Linked DNA regions of Mus musculus: region 2 is linked to region 1. The links are chromatin loops, found by intact Hi-C in ENCODE. Cell type or tissue: gastrocnemius. All regions are shown on one strand.

The links. Hi-C counts contacts between places; a loop is a spot of excess contacts. Peaks named below come from ENCODE experiments on the same cell type or tissue, not always from the same donor. Only the 100,000 strongest peaks of a DNase experiment are listed, where the experiment ranks them.
Region 2: it touches region 1 in a loop (2.4-fold over the local background); 4 of 42 quality-filtered maps call a loop at or near these places.

What each region holds. Positions count from the first base shown.
Region 1 is chr15:34,132,667-34,140,666 of GRCm38, forward strand. Mtdh (metadherin) reads left to right here. Exons shown (of 12, transcript NM_026002.5): 9 at 1,625-1,732; 10 at 4,021-4,161; 11 at 7,075-7,231. Among named protein-coding and RNA genes, the nearest start is that of Gm38594, 29 kb to the right of the region's middle. In gastrocnemius, no CTCF peak of the experiment used is centred here; no DNase peak of the experiment used is centred here.
Region 2 is chr15:34,086,576-34,094,575 of GRCm38, forward strand. The region is part of intron 1 of Mtdh (metadherin); the gene reads left to right. Among named protein-coding and RNA genes, the nearest start is that of Gm41291, 7.4 kb to the left of the region's middle. In gastrocnemius, a CTCF peak has its summit at 3,904 (motif pointing right); no DNase peak of the experiment used is centred here; H3K27ac peaks cover 1,751 bases.

The DNA.
Region 1 (8,000 bases):
AGGTGTAGAGAAAGTACCCAAGGAGCTAAAGGGGTCTGCAGCCCTATAGGAGGAACAACAATATGAACTAATCAGTACCCCTCAGAACTGTGTCTCTAGTTGCATATGTAGCAGAGGATGGCCTGGTCGGGCATCATTGGGAGGAGAGGCCCTTGGTCTTGCGAAGATTATATCCCCCAGTACAGGGGAATGTCGGGCCCAGGAAGTGGGAGTGTGTGGGTGGGGAGCAGGGTCAGGAGAGGGTATAGGGGACTTTTGGGATAGCATTTGAAGTGTAAATGAAGAAAATATCTAATAAAAAAAGAAAAAGGAATTAAAGCTATATTCAACAAAGTATGAATAGACACTTGGAAATGAATTAATCAGTAAGCAAAAGCTGAGTGATATTGTATACTTCTATAAAATGTTATGTCTGTATAAATCTCTAGAAAAAAATGAATGTACACAAAAATTCAAAGTAGTGGTCCTCTCTTAGGACCTAGAGTTTGAGAGTTGATGGTAATGTTGATTGAGAGAGCCTCATCTAGCCCAAGCTGGCCTTAAAGTCTTGATCCTCCTGTTCCCATCCACTGAGGTTTTTTCCCAAGTTTTTATTGATTCTTTGAGTTTCACATCATGTACCCAAGTCCCACTCACATCTTCCTTCCAGCTTTGTAACCTCCCCCCCATAAGAAAGTTTTTAATAGCTTGTCATGGAAGCATATAGTTTATCTGTCTGCAGTGTACCTCTCTGTCCACACATTTTCACTTGCAAATGTTCAGTGAGTAATTGGTCTGGTTCTAGATCTCTGGCTTCTGTGACATCAATATTGGATCCTCACCCGGACTTCTTCCTGTTATCCTGTTGTTTTCCTGTGTCATGGCGATCCTGTAGCTTTGGATCAGCACACCTCCCCTTTCATGAGCTCCAGCAGTTCACAGATGATAGAGACTTTGGGGTGGGCCAACTCAAAAGCCCTTGATCTGAGCCTGTGTGGTAGCTGAGGTAGTCAGCCTACTGGCTCTCCCACATTGGCACCGCCAAGGTGAGTGCCTCAGCTTTGCCTGGATAGCCTACCCATTGTAGGAGGCAATGGAAACTCTCCGTCTCCCATCTGCACCCATGCCTCTAGATCCAGCTCCACTGTGTTGCCCAGGTGAGATGCAGGGCCAGCTCTCCTGATTACTACAGAGGACAAGGAGCCAGGAGGGCATCATCACAGTTCCCAGAGCCCACTCTGCCTCATTCATGATCAGGGGCAGCTCTAAGGCAAGGTGCAGGCCACTCTCCAAGTGCAGGAGCTGTTGAGGGCCAGAGCCAGTGGGTTTTTAAAAGTTTTCTTAAATTTTTGTTAATTAGCTTATTCTAATTTTTTTTTTTTTTTTTTTTTTTGAGACAGGGTTTCTCTCTGTAGCCCTGGCTGTCCTGGAACTCACTCTGTAGACCAGGCTGGCCTCGAACTCAGAAATCCGCCTGCCTCTGCCTCCCGAGTGCTGGGATTAAAGGCATGCGCCACCACGCCCGCCTAATTTATATTTTTGAAGATAAAGAGCAAACATAGTGGCTGAAATTATTTCACAATTGTTCTGAGTAATATAGACTTAACCAGTTGGATTTACTTCAGTATTTTATTTTTAACATCAGGTTTCAGATGATGATAAAGAAAAAGGGGAGGGAGCTCTTCCAACTGGAAAATCTAAAAAGAAAAAGAAGAAAAAGAAGAAGCAAGGGGAAGATAACTCTCACACACAGGTAACGTACCTGAACAATGAGCATTCGTTAGGATGCATCCACTGTTGGTGGTGTGGAAAGGTGATATGTAGGCCCTAAGATATGTAGAGGTGAACTAAAGTGTGTGAACAACTTATAAAAACGTGTGTTTGGCCTGCCTGTATGTATGTGTACCATATGAGTCCTAGTACCCATCAGATCTTCTGGAACTGAAGTTATAGATGGTTGTGAACCACCATGTGGATGGTAGTTGAACCCAATTCCAGTACAAAAGCAGCAAGTGATCCTGGCCACTGCCCTCTCAAGTGAGTTCTTAAAATAGGAAAGTTGGAATTTTGAAGTTTTAGACATGTTAGAGATATCTAGATATTAGATACATTAACATGTTAATATAATACATTATATTATTATAATAAAAGTTGAGTCACCCTAAAAAGTGTTTCAATGATTTATGCCTTTAAAACTAAATAAAATTAGACATGTACTTTTTATTATGAAATGGTGAGATGGGGAAGGCAGCACAAGGTCACACATGACAAAACAAATCCCAGAGCTGCCTTTTTAGCTTCACCAGCATATCGTGGACCACTTCCATTTTCCTTTCTACCTACCCTCTAATCCTCCTCTCCAGTGGTAACATTCCCCAGGAGCATGGTACCTATTTCCTGCCTCCAAACCAGGCTATTTTTCATACAGTTAACAACCATGACCTGCCATTTACTTCAGAAGTAGTCAAGGATAATAGAGCTCCATTGTTTTCCACAAGCCACTTGATTGTGAAGTACAAGTGCTTCAAGTGTTTCCTAAACCACTATGATCTTCCAAGACAATAGAAAACAGAAGCCTTGGGAGATGAAGGGTAGAATTTTGGACTCACTGGTCTTGAAGAAACCTGATCCATGTACTTTAATCTTCATGCCCTGAGTCCTTCCTGTACCCCTAACTCCTCCGTCGCCTCTGACTTCCTAGAGGACCATTTCAAGTTCATCAGAAAATAGGAAGTTGGGAGATGGCTCATTTGCTGAAAGACCTGCTCCACAAATACAAAAACTTGAGTTTAAATCTCTAGAGCCCACAAAAAATACTGGACATGGTGATGTGTGCTTGTAATCACAGTCTCAGCAGAGATGGGCAGGGCGAGAGACAGGCAAATCCCTGAAACTCTGTGCAGCCAAGTTCACCAAAGTGGGGAGTGAGCTTCAGGTTCAGTGAGCGTCACTGTCTCAGGAAAATTTAAAGGTGGCTGCCCGGATTTGGTAGTCCATACCTTTAATCCTAGTTCTTAGGAGTTCAAGGCTATGAGACCCTATCTAGAGAAGGGAAAATAATAAAAAAAACCTACACACTAAACTTTAAATTCATATCAGAATTTCTTAGTTGCTAGTCAAACTCAGTACTGTCATGTTACATTTCATAGACTAGCAGTATTGGAAGGAAACTTTTAATGGCGTGTGTGTGTGTGTGTGTGTGTATGTGTGTGTGTGTGTGTGTGTTTGCATGCATGCATGTGTGCGCATGTGTGTGGAGGTCAGAGGCCAATTGCTGAGAAGTCAGTTCTCTTCTATGTGGGTGCTGGGTATCAGATTCAAGTTGTGGGCCTGGATACAAGTGAGTACACTGCCCAGAAAGGGAAGTTTTGCGGTCATTTTGGGCAGTTGTTAAAATAGTCACTAGAGTATGATATTCACGTGCATTGACATGCAGTACATTCTATATATGTAAGCATGTAATGTGACTTAGGATTATTTTATTAAGCTTTAAAAATATAAACAATGAACATGGAATATATTAAAACTTAGATGGACATTTCCTGTACAAACTTTTACAGCTAAGGGAATAAAGGAACAAAGAAACTGAGACATTTATCCCTGAAATTACATGACTTAAATATCATGACTGATTGAAGTTCTCTATATGCCCTTTATAATTTATATATATAAACACATTACACCTTGAAGTCACTGAATGAAATGCTGTTTTTAAAGTCTTGTTTCCTCTTGTAAAATAAGGATCACAAAGGTTCCCATTCTAGGATCTGCGTTAGTATATATAATTTAAGGGGGCAGGATTTGAGACAGGGTTTCATTCTGTAGCTCAGGCTGGCCTTGAACTTGTAGCAGTCTTCCTGCCCTGACCTCCTAGGTACTGAGATTATAGCCATAGGCTCACCATACCTGGCTTGGACACCTTTTTAAGTGAAGACACTTTAGGGTGTCTTCAGGACAATAAACAAAGTGGATTTTAAGCTATAAAGAATGATTGTTATAGTCATCAAGAAGTTTAATATAATAAACAGCTTTCTTCTGCAGGACACAGAAGACCTAGAAAAGGACACTAGAGAAGAGCTTCCAGTGAATACCTCAAAAGCCCGACCAAAACAGGAGAAAGCTTGTTCCCTGAAGACCATGAGCACTAGTGACCCAGCTGAAGTACTCATCAAAAATAGCCAGGTAACTTTTAAAGAATAATAAAATTTTGTTGCCTTAATAATTATACAATAATCAATATTTTATTAAAGTACTATGCTAAACATATAAAATTAAACCACAAAGAAAACCTGAGAGGAAATGTAGAACAAGCCAGGCATGGTTGTGCATATCTTTAATCTCAGCACTCGTGAGGCAGTGGCAGGAAGATCTCTTAAGTTCAAGGAAAGCCTGGTCTACAAAGCAAGTTCCAGGTACTACCTGCAGTTTTAAGCTCCCACTGCCAATTATAAAACAGATTTCCCCAGTGCTAAAGGGGTTTGCTGTATCATGCTTTCTCCTAAAGAATAGAGGACCAAAGAAAAAGTGCTTTCAGCAGCCACATTAACCCAAAGTATACACCTTATGTGATCAGTTCAGTTTCCCAAAATGAAACATTTGTTTAAATTTTTGATAATTTTTTAAGATTATGTTTGTTTTAATTTGGTTTTCATTTGGTTTTGCTTTGCTGTTACTGTTTGAGACAAGATTTCATATAGCTTTGGCTGACCTTAAACTCACTGTCTAGCCAAAGCTGGCATAAATTCCTGAACCTCCTGTCTCTGCATCCTAATTGCTGGGATTTTAGGCATGTACCTTTGTACCTGACAGTGACAAATTTTTTAATCATATCCCTTCTGTGGAAATATGAAATATTATGAAATATTAATGAGTCAGAAGAGACTTAATTTACAAAATGAAAACATGGTTTCTAATTGGGTAACCTGCCATAGGCTCATAGACTTAAATGTTTTAGAAGGATTAAGAGGTGTGGCCTTGTTAGAGGAAATGTGTCATTAGAGATGGACTTTGAGATTTCAAATGCTATGCTCAGCCAGGCAGTGGTGGCACATGCCTTTAATCCCAGCACTTGGGAGATAGAAGCAGGTGAATTTCTGTGTTTGAGGACAGCCAGGACTACACAGAGAAACCCTGTCTCAGAAAAAAAAAAAATCTTCAAATGCCATGCTCCCCACCACAATGCCTAACCCTGAAACTGTAAGCAAGCCTCCAATTAAATGCTTTCTTTTGCTAAGAGTTGCCTTGATCATGATGTCTCTAAACAAAAATAGGATAGTTACTAATACACAGAGCTTTACTAAAGTAAGGGGGCTAAAAGTTAGCTCAGTGGTTGGGAAGACCTTTTGCTCTTGCAGACCAGGATTTGGTTCTCAGCACCCACATGGTGGCTCACAACCACGTGTAACTTCATTTGGGCACCAAGCACATGAAACATACATATTTGTAGGCAAACATACATAATCTTAAAGGTTTAAATAAAATAACATTCTACTGAATTGCCTGACTCACACATTCAGAAATTATTTTTGAGGTTCATGAGCCACCTGCTATTTGAGGAACTAGATTACAACAGTGGACAAGCCATTAACATCTGTCTGAGGAAACTTTTAATGTTAGTAAACTGGCTGCTAAAGAAGGAATAGTGGCAGCATTGTTCTAAAACAGTGATAGTAATACTTCACACGTAGATTTGATATATTTAAATCCCTAAAAGTATTCTGAGGTAAAAGGATATAATCTCAGTATACATAAATGTGATTATTATTGCAAAGAATAGTTTTGACATTCTAGTTGGAGACATTTAGTGTTTCAACTAAATTATGCTTGAGGTCGTCTTATAAAAATGCATTTGAGCCTTTCTATGAATTGATGTAAGTAAAGTGAGAAATAGAAGGGAAAGACGATGAGAAGTAGTAATAAAACTGAAAGTATGTGGTAATATACAGAGCAGCATGAATGTAGATGCAGTGCCTCTATAGAAGGAAGGAGTGCTGAACTCATACCACTTCTCTTGTGTCTGTGGAGCTAGGAAGAGTAGGAACAAGAGAAACATAACCTCCCCCTTGTGTTCTGAGTGATGGTAGAGGTGAAGCTGGCTAGTGAAAAGATCCACTCATCCCTCTGCCTCAGGGTACTCCAAATAAGCATTCTTAATACTGCCCTGACTAGTCACTACCCTAAACTTTTTTATTTTCATTATTAGACTCCATATCTGAAGATTTAGACAGGTCAATTCAATCAGTAGGAGCATTCCCACAGTCTGCTTGTGGAATGTACACGCTGCTACCACTGTTTGCATTAGCCCTGATGCACACACTGCAATATCCCTGGTTGTTGAGGTTAGGATGTATCAGCAAGAAGGATGTCCTGAGTTCAGAGCCAGCCTAGTTTTTTAACCTGCTCTAATAGACTGGAAGTCTCAAAAGAGAAACAAAAAGGGGGCGGTGGGGGGTACTAAATAGGTAAATATGTTTGTCTTTTAACAGTTTTCACGAATTCAAAGCTGGTACATTGATTTAAGCTTTTCTGATGAATCAAGAAAATGAAAACGTAGAATTATTCCCTCTTACTTGAGATTCAGTAGCTATTTTAACTTTTTCTTTTTTTCAATGTGGGCAACATAGTAACCAAACTAACTGGATAGCCCACTATGGAGTGTGTGCCTTTATTCATTCTGCCAGGTAGCCCAAGTTAGTAGAGATTACTTTTTTTTAAAAGCTTCCCCCTTGAAATTAGATTTTCATAATATTAACTTGTGTATGTTTGTTGACTGTCCTGGCACTCAATCTGTAGACCAGGCTGGCCTAGGACTCACAGAGATCCCCTACCTGTGCCTCTGGAGTATTGGGGTTAAAGGCATCTACCACCACCACCACCAGGCAGTGCTTATCATTTTATCTCAAGCTATATTCATAGATGCTATAGATGATGTTTTGTTTAGTTGTGTCTCTAGAGGGCAGAAATAAATTACACTGCTACATATAAACTAATCAGAAGCCATTTTAATTTTGCTTGCTGCTAGTCTCTGGATATGGCTTTACTATTTCATATTATATGAAATTTACAAAATTCTGAGACAATTTTATTCCAAAATAGCCTGTCAAGACTCTTCCTCCTGCTATCTCTGCCGAGCCATCTATTACCTTATCAAAAGGTGACTCTGACAACAGCTCTTCCCAAGTGCCACCGATGTTACAAGACACAGACAAGCCCAAGTCAAATGCTAAGCAAAACAGTGTGCCTCCCTCACAGAGTAAGTGCTTTGTTTGTCTTGCATCTTTTTCTTACATCCTGTAAGAATTTAGCAGTCTGGTGCGATAGTAGAGCAGCACTGCTGTCTAAAAATGTGTGGTCCCTTGAAAGTTCACAGGCTTGAGTTGTGAGGACCAGGCTGCTAAACTGATGTAAGCAGGGGCGTGCCTACTTGCTTGGCTATTTGCCCTTTAAATCTGCACATGTCTCTGGGACTTCTGGGACCTTGTGTTTCGTGTTACTCCTTTTCCCTCCTTCAGCAGCTGTCTATCCCAAGGAGCCAGCTTAAGCAACATAAGGCTGTCCCCTCTCAAAAAGAGGCAGGAGGGAAGAAAAGAAAAAGAAAAAGCAGATTCTGTAGGTTGCCATCAGTTCAGTGTCAGCAGTTACAATTAATACCCTGGGCTGTAAAAGAAGGGAGGCAGAGAATAGCTAACTTGAAAATATCCAAGACTGGAAGACTTATTAAACAATAAAATGTTAACATTAGTAGAGTTTTTTCATCAGTGTTACTTTTTGGGTTTTGGGGGCGGGTGTTTTGTTTTATGTTTCATTTTTTTTGTTGTTGTTTTGAGACAGGGTCTCTGTTTGTAGCCTTATCTGTCCTGGAACTTGGTGGATGGACCAAGCTGGCCTTGAACTAATCTACCTGCCTCCCGAGTGTGGGGACTAAAGGCATGCACCACCACTACCTGGCACCATAGTTGTTACTTTTATATTGTTGATATATACTGGTTATCCTCCTTACATTTTTTTTCTCTCCTCACCTT
Region 2 (8,000 bases), 46 kb before region 1:
AACATTTAACCTAATCTGTTTGACTTATTATATATGTCCAAATTGAAGATCTTAGTTAAAACACTGAAGGAGTCTCCCTTTTTGGCTATTTGCAGTAGAGTCAGTTTGAATGCCCTTAAAATTTCTGAATTTCTGAGTTGTATTTCAGACCACTAAAGTTAAAAATTTTTAGAATTGGATCTAGGGAACCTGCTTTCTTGTACCTGCCTGTTACTCAGGATGATTGTGAATTCCTGGCTGCAAGTGCTCCTTGCAACCTTAGCCCTGAGTTTTTGGCACTACAGGTGTGCACCACTGCCTGGCTTCTTTTTTGGTTTTTGTTTTTTTTTTTTTTTTTTTTTTTTGTTCTCTTTCTTTTTCGAGACAGGGTTTCTCTGTGTAGCCCTGGCTGTCCTGGAACTCACTCTGTAGACCAGGCTGGCCTCGAACTCAGAAATCCACCTGCCTCTGCCTCCCAAGTGCTGGGATTAAAGGCGTGCGCCACCACCACCCGGCTGCCTGGCTTCTTAAATTTGTATTCGTAACATGCTGATTAGTTTGAAAACCACTCACTGGAATAGAACTATAAAGTCTATACTATAAGAACTTTTATTCTTTTCTTTTTTGTATGCTTGTTTTAGAGACAGTGTCTCACTATGCAGCTCCCACTGTCTTGGAACTCATCATGTAGACCAGGTTGGCCTTGAAATCACAAAGCTTCACCTGCCTCTACCTTCAAAGTTCTGGGATTAAAAATGTGCACCGCTATACAGATGACCTTGTAATTCGGCACTGAGGCTAGAGAATTACGTTTTGAGGTCCATGCCATTTTGAACTGGTATTCATCAAAAGAAAAAAAAAATCTTCCTAGCCATGCAGTGGTGGTGTGCCTGTAATCATAAAATTCAAGCAGAGGCAAGGGAGATCTTGAATTAGAGGTCAGCTATGCAGCAAGACTCTGTGCCGCCTCCCCCCCACCCCCAATTTTTTTTTTTTAAGTTGAGTTACTTATTCAGGTGGATTTAGTCATATAAACTAATAGTTTCTTTGAATGAACATTTTATGTTTCAGGATATTGCCTAAGTCATGAAAATCCATATTTTCAAAACGTTTGTGTGTGTGTGTATGTTTGTGTGAACTTGTACATGTGTGGGTGTAGAAGCCAAAATTAATGTTGAATGTCTTCCTTAACCACCCCTTTCTGTCTTAAACATTTTATTATGTGTTTGAATGTTCTGTTTGCACATAAGCTTTGCTTGGGGCCATGGAGGCCAAAAGAGGGCAGTGGATCCCTTGATACTGGAGTTACAAGGGGTCATGAACAACCATATGGGTGCTGGGAATTGAATCTTTCTGGAAGAAACAAGTGTTTTAAACTGCTTCTTCAGCCCCCTTCTTCATCATCATCATCTTCTTTTTTTTCTTAATAAAGTAATAAATTTTATTTCAATTTTTATACATGTTGACCATATTCATTGCCCTTCCCCAGCCGCCCAGATCGTCCCTACCACCCAACTTCACATACTCTTATTTTCTGCACCCTCAAAAACAAAAGGGCTGGAAAGATGGCTCAGTGGTTAAGAGCACTGACTACTCTTCCAGAGGTCCTGAGTTTAATTTCCAGCAACCACATGGGGCTCACAATCATCTGTAATGGGATCTGATGCCCTCTTCTGGTGTGTCTGAAGACAGCAACAGAGTAGTCACAGATATAAAATACATATTTCTTCTTTTTAAATCAAAAGAGTCAAAACCAGTAAGACAGGTAAATAAATAACAAAACAGAAGGTGCACCATAAAACATGATTCTGTTTGTGGTGGCTAACTACTCAGGCGTCAGGGCATGGGGCCTGCCCTGGAATGTGTTTGATAGAACTCCATTGAAGAAAACCTTTTCTTTTTGTTGTTGTTGTTTTGGTTTTTGGAAACAGGGTTTCTCTGTGCAGCCTTGGCCATCTTGAAACTATGTAGACCAGGCTGGCCTCAAATTCAAAAGATTTACCTGCCTCTGCCTCTCAAGTGCTGGGATTAAAGGCATGTGTTGCCACCACTGGCTTTTTGTTTCTTAATAAATTATATCCATACCTACTCTTCCCACTCCCTCACCCCCTCTAAGATGTCCCCAACTTCACATATTCTTTTTTTTTTAGTGACCCACTGAGTCCAGTTAGTGCTGCCTAGATGCACTAAGGTTTGATGGTGTGAACCTTTCCCACCTACCTTAATTTAGGCAACTTATCAGTAGTCGTGCCCTGAAAGAAAATTGACTCCCTCTGTCCCAGCACCTGTAAAATGCCAGTAACTCCTTAGCTAAGAGTGAGGCCTGAAAGTTCATGCCCCATCCATGAGGGACTTTTGAGTGGCTTGATCTTGGGCAGGTAACAAAGTTACTCTTTCTTCGTGAGTACAGTAGCCATGTAGTGTCCAAAAGAGCATTTCATAGCACTCCTCTTAATCCTCTGGAGTTTATATTCTTCCCTCCCCTTCTTCCACAGTGCTCTGTTCTCTGAGCCTTGAGGGGGTGATACAGATGTTGTCTTTGGAGCTGAGCATCCATATCATGTATTCTCAGCATTTACTTGGTTCTGAGTCACTTTTTAAATTACTGCCCGTCACTCTGATCTATGGCATAAACATAAATTTTTAGAAAGGCGGTTTTGATATCATGTCCCTTTAGCACAGCAACAGTAGTAGCCAGCTACCCAGGCTTTGACTAAGTTGTCTTACTGACTTTGTCTTAGTTTTCTTTTTGTTGTTGTTTTGTTTTTGAGAAATACAAGTGGCTTTTATGTGGGTGCTGGGAACAATTAAGCCTTCTCCCCAGAACCCCAAGATTTATTTTTAAAACTTTGTTTTTATTTGTTTATATTAAGCCTTTTCCCCCATTTTTATTGGTTATTTATTTACATTTCAAATGTTACATCCCTATCCCCTCCCCATATTAAGCCTTTTAAATACTTTTTTTTTAAGTTTTTGAGACAGGATTTCTCTGTGTAGTCTTGACTGTCCTGGAACTTGCTGTGTAGACCAGGCTGACCTCAAAGTCAGAGAGATTGCCTGCCTGTGGCTTTTAAGTATTGGGGTTTAAAGATGTGTGTTACCACCACCTTGTGTTTGCTTTTTGTTGTTGTTAAATATATTTCTCAACCTATATATTTTTAATACACTGGTTTGCTTTTTATCCCCTAATAAAAATCTAGCTATAGGTCTTTTAGGTGAGAACTGCAGGTGCTCTATCTCTAAAACTGAAAGGAAAGGGTTCTTTTCTTTTTTCTTTTCCTTTCATTTCATTTCATTTCGTTTTTTTGTTTTTTGAGGGTACTTTTCATTTGCTGGCTTTTTTTTTTTTCTTTCATTCTTTTTCTCTTCTATTGGCATTTTAAGTAATCATTCCTTTATGTGGTTTTTCATGTTGCCCCAAATCAATTCAGGTTTTAAATGAGTAAATATATTCTTCATTTAATATTTTAGTCTGAGTAGTGATTTCAGAAGATGTAGGATCTTAGATGAATTGTCTCTAGCGTTAGGAAGGTTGAGAACCACTGCCATAACTGCTGGACCATCTCTCTAGCCCCTGTGCTTTTAGTGTCTTTCTTAGGACCACAAGCTCACCTCTTAACTCAGGAGCCTTCTGTCTCGGTGGGGGTATCCTGACTCTTGAGTGTTGTTGGGATTGCAGGCATTCATTTGCCCCCATGCTTAGCTAGCTAGTAAGGAGTCTTTTGAAATAATGAATTTGCATCCTGCCTAAAATGAACTTTTCATAGCTTTTATACTCAAAATCAAAACCTCTTTCCATGGCCTATCTGTCCCAGCACCTGCTTTTCTTTCTTATTTCTTATTTATTTTTATATATAAATGTACTGTAGCTGTATTCAGACACACCAGGAGAGGGCGTCAGATGTCATTACGGATGGTTGTGAGCCACCATGTGGTTGCTGGGATTTAAACTCAAGGCCTTTAAGAAGAGCAGTCAGTGCTCTTAACCCCTGAGCCATCTCTCCAGCCACCTGCTTTTCTTTCAAAGCCAGTTGGTAGCTTCATCTTATTTGCTACTTTAAACTACACTGGTGGTTTGTTGTTATTGTTGTTGTCTGATTTGCGTCTTCACAAATGTTTTCATAGTTCATTGTCTTTACATGAACAAATGATAAAGTTTCTAGAATAGTCTTTCACCATTAGTTTTATCAGCCCTTAGATCTTATCTTAAAATTCACCTTAGAAAGCCAGAAGAGATGGCTAAAGTGTAATCCCAGCATTTGGGCAGTGGAAGCAAGAAGGTTAGTAATTCAAGGCAGGCCTTGGCTCCAGGCAATTGACTCTCGACATATATCGAAAATAAAAATAAACCTCAGAAAATCCTTTTCCAATCACTGGATTTGAAATTGTTATCCCCTTCAGTATTCTGCCTTAAAATAGATTGTTTCCTTTGTGATAGTCATCAGGATAGGATCTTCTTGTTTACTTTTCAAAGGTTTTTTCCAAGATTAGCCTGGCCTGTTAGAGTGAAAAGCAAACCCTCCTGACGGGACAGGCTTTGTTGACATGAAATGCCTAAAATCACACTTGTGGTTATTGAGCTCAATAAATGTATAGTTTAATATATTCCCAGTAGAACTAGGACTGTTTTAACTTGGTTTTGTTTTATTTTGGTAGTGGTTTTGCTGGTACTACTGAAAATAAATTTGGATGGGATTAGATTTAATACCCAGCACTCACTTAGTAGCTCACAACCATTCATAACTCCAGTTCCAGGGGCCTACACATAATAAACAGGCTCATACACATGACTTTTTTTTTTAAATCTTAAATTGTATCATTTGACCCATAGGTCTATTTTTCTTTTTGATACATACAAAGGATTGAATGCAAGTCTCCTATATACTACAGATGTGCTCTACCACTAAGTTACAACCCTTTCTTTACCTTAAAGTCTACCTCTGGCTTTAATTACTAGAAGGATAGTAGTAATATGGGGTTGGAGAGGTGGCTTAACAGTTAAAGGAGGATCCCTGAGTTCTCTTCCTAGCACACACATCAAGTGACTCTCAAATACCTGTAACTCAAGCTCCACAGGGTTTAGATGCCTCAGGCCTTCATTGGTACCTCCATATGCTTACATATACTTACAGACACAAATGTTTTAAAAGGTAAAATCTTTCTAAATAATAATGGATTAAGAAACTTTTAAGTGTGACAGGAGAGATGGCTCACTGACTGTTGTTCTTCCAGGGGTCTTCAGCAGTTCAATTCCCAGCAACCACTTGGTGACTCAGAGTCATCTATAATGGGATCCAACGGCCTCTTCTGGTATATCTGAAAACAGCTACAGTGTACTCATATACATAAAATAAATGAATTTTTTTAAAAAAAGGAAAGAAGGAATACTCCTGGTTTCACAAAAGAGCCTTGAGATTAAGTGACATACTTGAGGTCATAGGCAAAAGGAGTTTCATATGCAAAATGATATTCTAATTTCCAGTCTAAGAAGGGCATGTTGCATTTTGTTTGATTTTGGTTTTTGGTGGTGGTGGGGGGTGCTTTTCAAGATAGGGTTTCTCTGCGTAGTACCTTTAGCTGTCCTGGAACTCTCACTGTACACCAGGCTGGCCATGAATACATGGAGAGCTGCCTGCCTCTGCCTCTCTGCCTCTCTGCCTCTGCCTGAGTACTGGAATTGAAGGCATGTGCCATCACTGACTATCCTAGGTCATTTGATTTCTCTGACTTTTTTAAAAGTCTAGAATTTTGGTTCCATTTGTTTGGGTATGTGACTCTTTCTTTCTTCCTTTCTTTCTTTTTTAAGATTTATTTATTTATTTTATGTGTCTAAGTAAATCTTTTTGCATATTTGGTCTACTTTCATGTTATTGGTCCATGCTCTACTTTTTGAGTATAAGAAAGCCTTGGAAGCTCACAGAGACCAAACTGACAACTAGGGCGCATGCATAGGATTGACCTCTGTATATATGTTACAGTTGTGTAGATTGGTCTTCTTGTGGGACTTCTTTTTTTTTTTAAGATTTATTTATTTATTTATTTATTTATTTATTATATGTAAGTACACTGTAGCTGTCTTCAGACACACCAGAAGAGGGCATCAGATCTCATTACAGGTGGTTGTGAGCCACCATGTAGTTGCTGGGATTTGAACTTCGGACCTTCAGAAGAGCAGTCGGGTGCTCTTATCCACTGAGCCATCTCACCAGCCCCCTTGTGGGACTTCTAATAGTGGGAGCAGGGACTGTCTATGACTCTTGCCAGCTTTTGGGACTGTTTTCCTCATACCAGGTTGCCTCATTCAGCCTAGGATGAGGGGAGGTGCCTAGTCTTGTTACAACTTGATATGTCATGTTTTGTTGATATCCATCGGAAAACTGCCCTTTTCTAAACAGAAATGGAGGAAGAGTAGATGTGGGGAAGAGACAGGGAGAAAAGGAGGAAGGGCAAACAATTGGGATATAATAAAAATTTTAAAAAGTGTTTAGAGATTTTTTAATAATCAAGCAAAGTAGTTCTAAGTTTGTTATCTAGTAGTTCTAAGTTTGATGTTATCTAGGGAGTTTTTTTATTTCTTGTGTTTTCTTTCCAATTCTACTAATAATTTTGAAACTGATACACAGAATGCTAAACTTCTAGAAACCATCATCCAAATCTAGCCAAGAAGTACATAGACAATCTGCTGTATCTATTGTAGTCCTTATCCCAGTTCTCATTATGTCAAACTGAAAACAGTCCTTGCATTTCATTATTCAGAAATCATCCACAGCATAATTTAACCATGTGACAGGTATTGAGCATGCACGATACAATTAATCAGGAAATAGTTTGGAATCCCTGAAGAATTGGACTTAGACTGGGATCTTCATTACTAAATGAAGTAGCTCAGACTATATGGCAAAATTTGCAAATTGTATTATAGATTATATTCATAAGATTGTTCTAATGGTTATGAAGAGTTTTTTTTAATTGGAGTTGGGTTTTAAGATAGATAAATTACAGGCTGCACTGTGTGTAGTTAATAAAGTATCTAACATGTATCAATCTGTTTTTAAACTCCTAAGAAATTATCTGGAATTTGTATCAGAATTTTTTACAACTAAAAGTCTTTCTTGTGGAGAATACATCCAGAGTTAACTTTGCCTGACTTCTTGGGCAGACTCTGATACTTTCTTGTCCATTAAGAAAAGTCATGTATGTAAAGCCTCTGGTAGATTCTGGGCGCAGGACAAGTACTCAGAAATTAGTTATTGTAAGGATACATGGATTCCAACTTCTCTGCTGAAGTTACCTCTTCTGAATTTTCATGCTTTACCTCTTACCATCTTTCTGATGTACGCTAACACACTGCATGTTCCCTATAGCTTTAACCTAAGTAAAATTTTAAAATCTAGTGAAGTAGAAACATGTTCAGGGTGACACACATTTTGAATTTCAATCTTAGTCTCTCTCTTTGCCATCAAACTACATAGAATTTATATACACGAGAATGTGTATTAATATGTGATTATCTTCTTCAAACACTCCCTCTTTCTTTTTCTTTTTTTCTTTCTTTCTTGTTTGTTTTCTTTTGTTTTGAGACAGGTCTCTTACTAATGGCCAGTGAGCTCCAGGGATCCTTCTGTTCCACGTGCCAGACTGCCAACCGTGCTGTCACAGTGGTGGGATTATAGACACATAGCCTGGCTTTTATATTAAGTGCTGGGGATCTGAGCTAAAGCCCTCATGATCCACCATGGCACTCCACAGACTGAGCCATCTTCCCAGCCAGGACACCCTTGTTTTTCAGAAAGAGGAAATAAGAGTACTGTATACTTTTTTTGTTTTGTTTTGTTTTGGTTGAGACAGGGTTTCTCTGTGTAGCCCTGGCTATCCTGGAACTCACTCTGTAGACCAGGCTGGCCTCGAATTCAGAAATCCACCTGCCTCTGCGTCCCAAGTGCTGGGATTAAAGGCGTGTGCCACCACTGCCCAGCACTGTTCCCTTTTTATTTTGGTGTGTGCTGTTGTATACTCAAGTT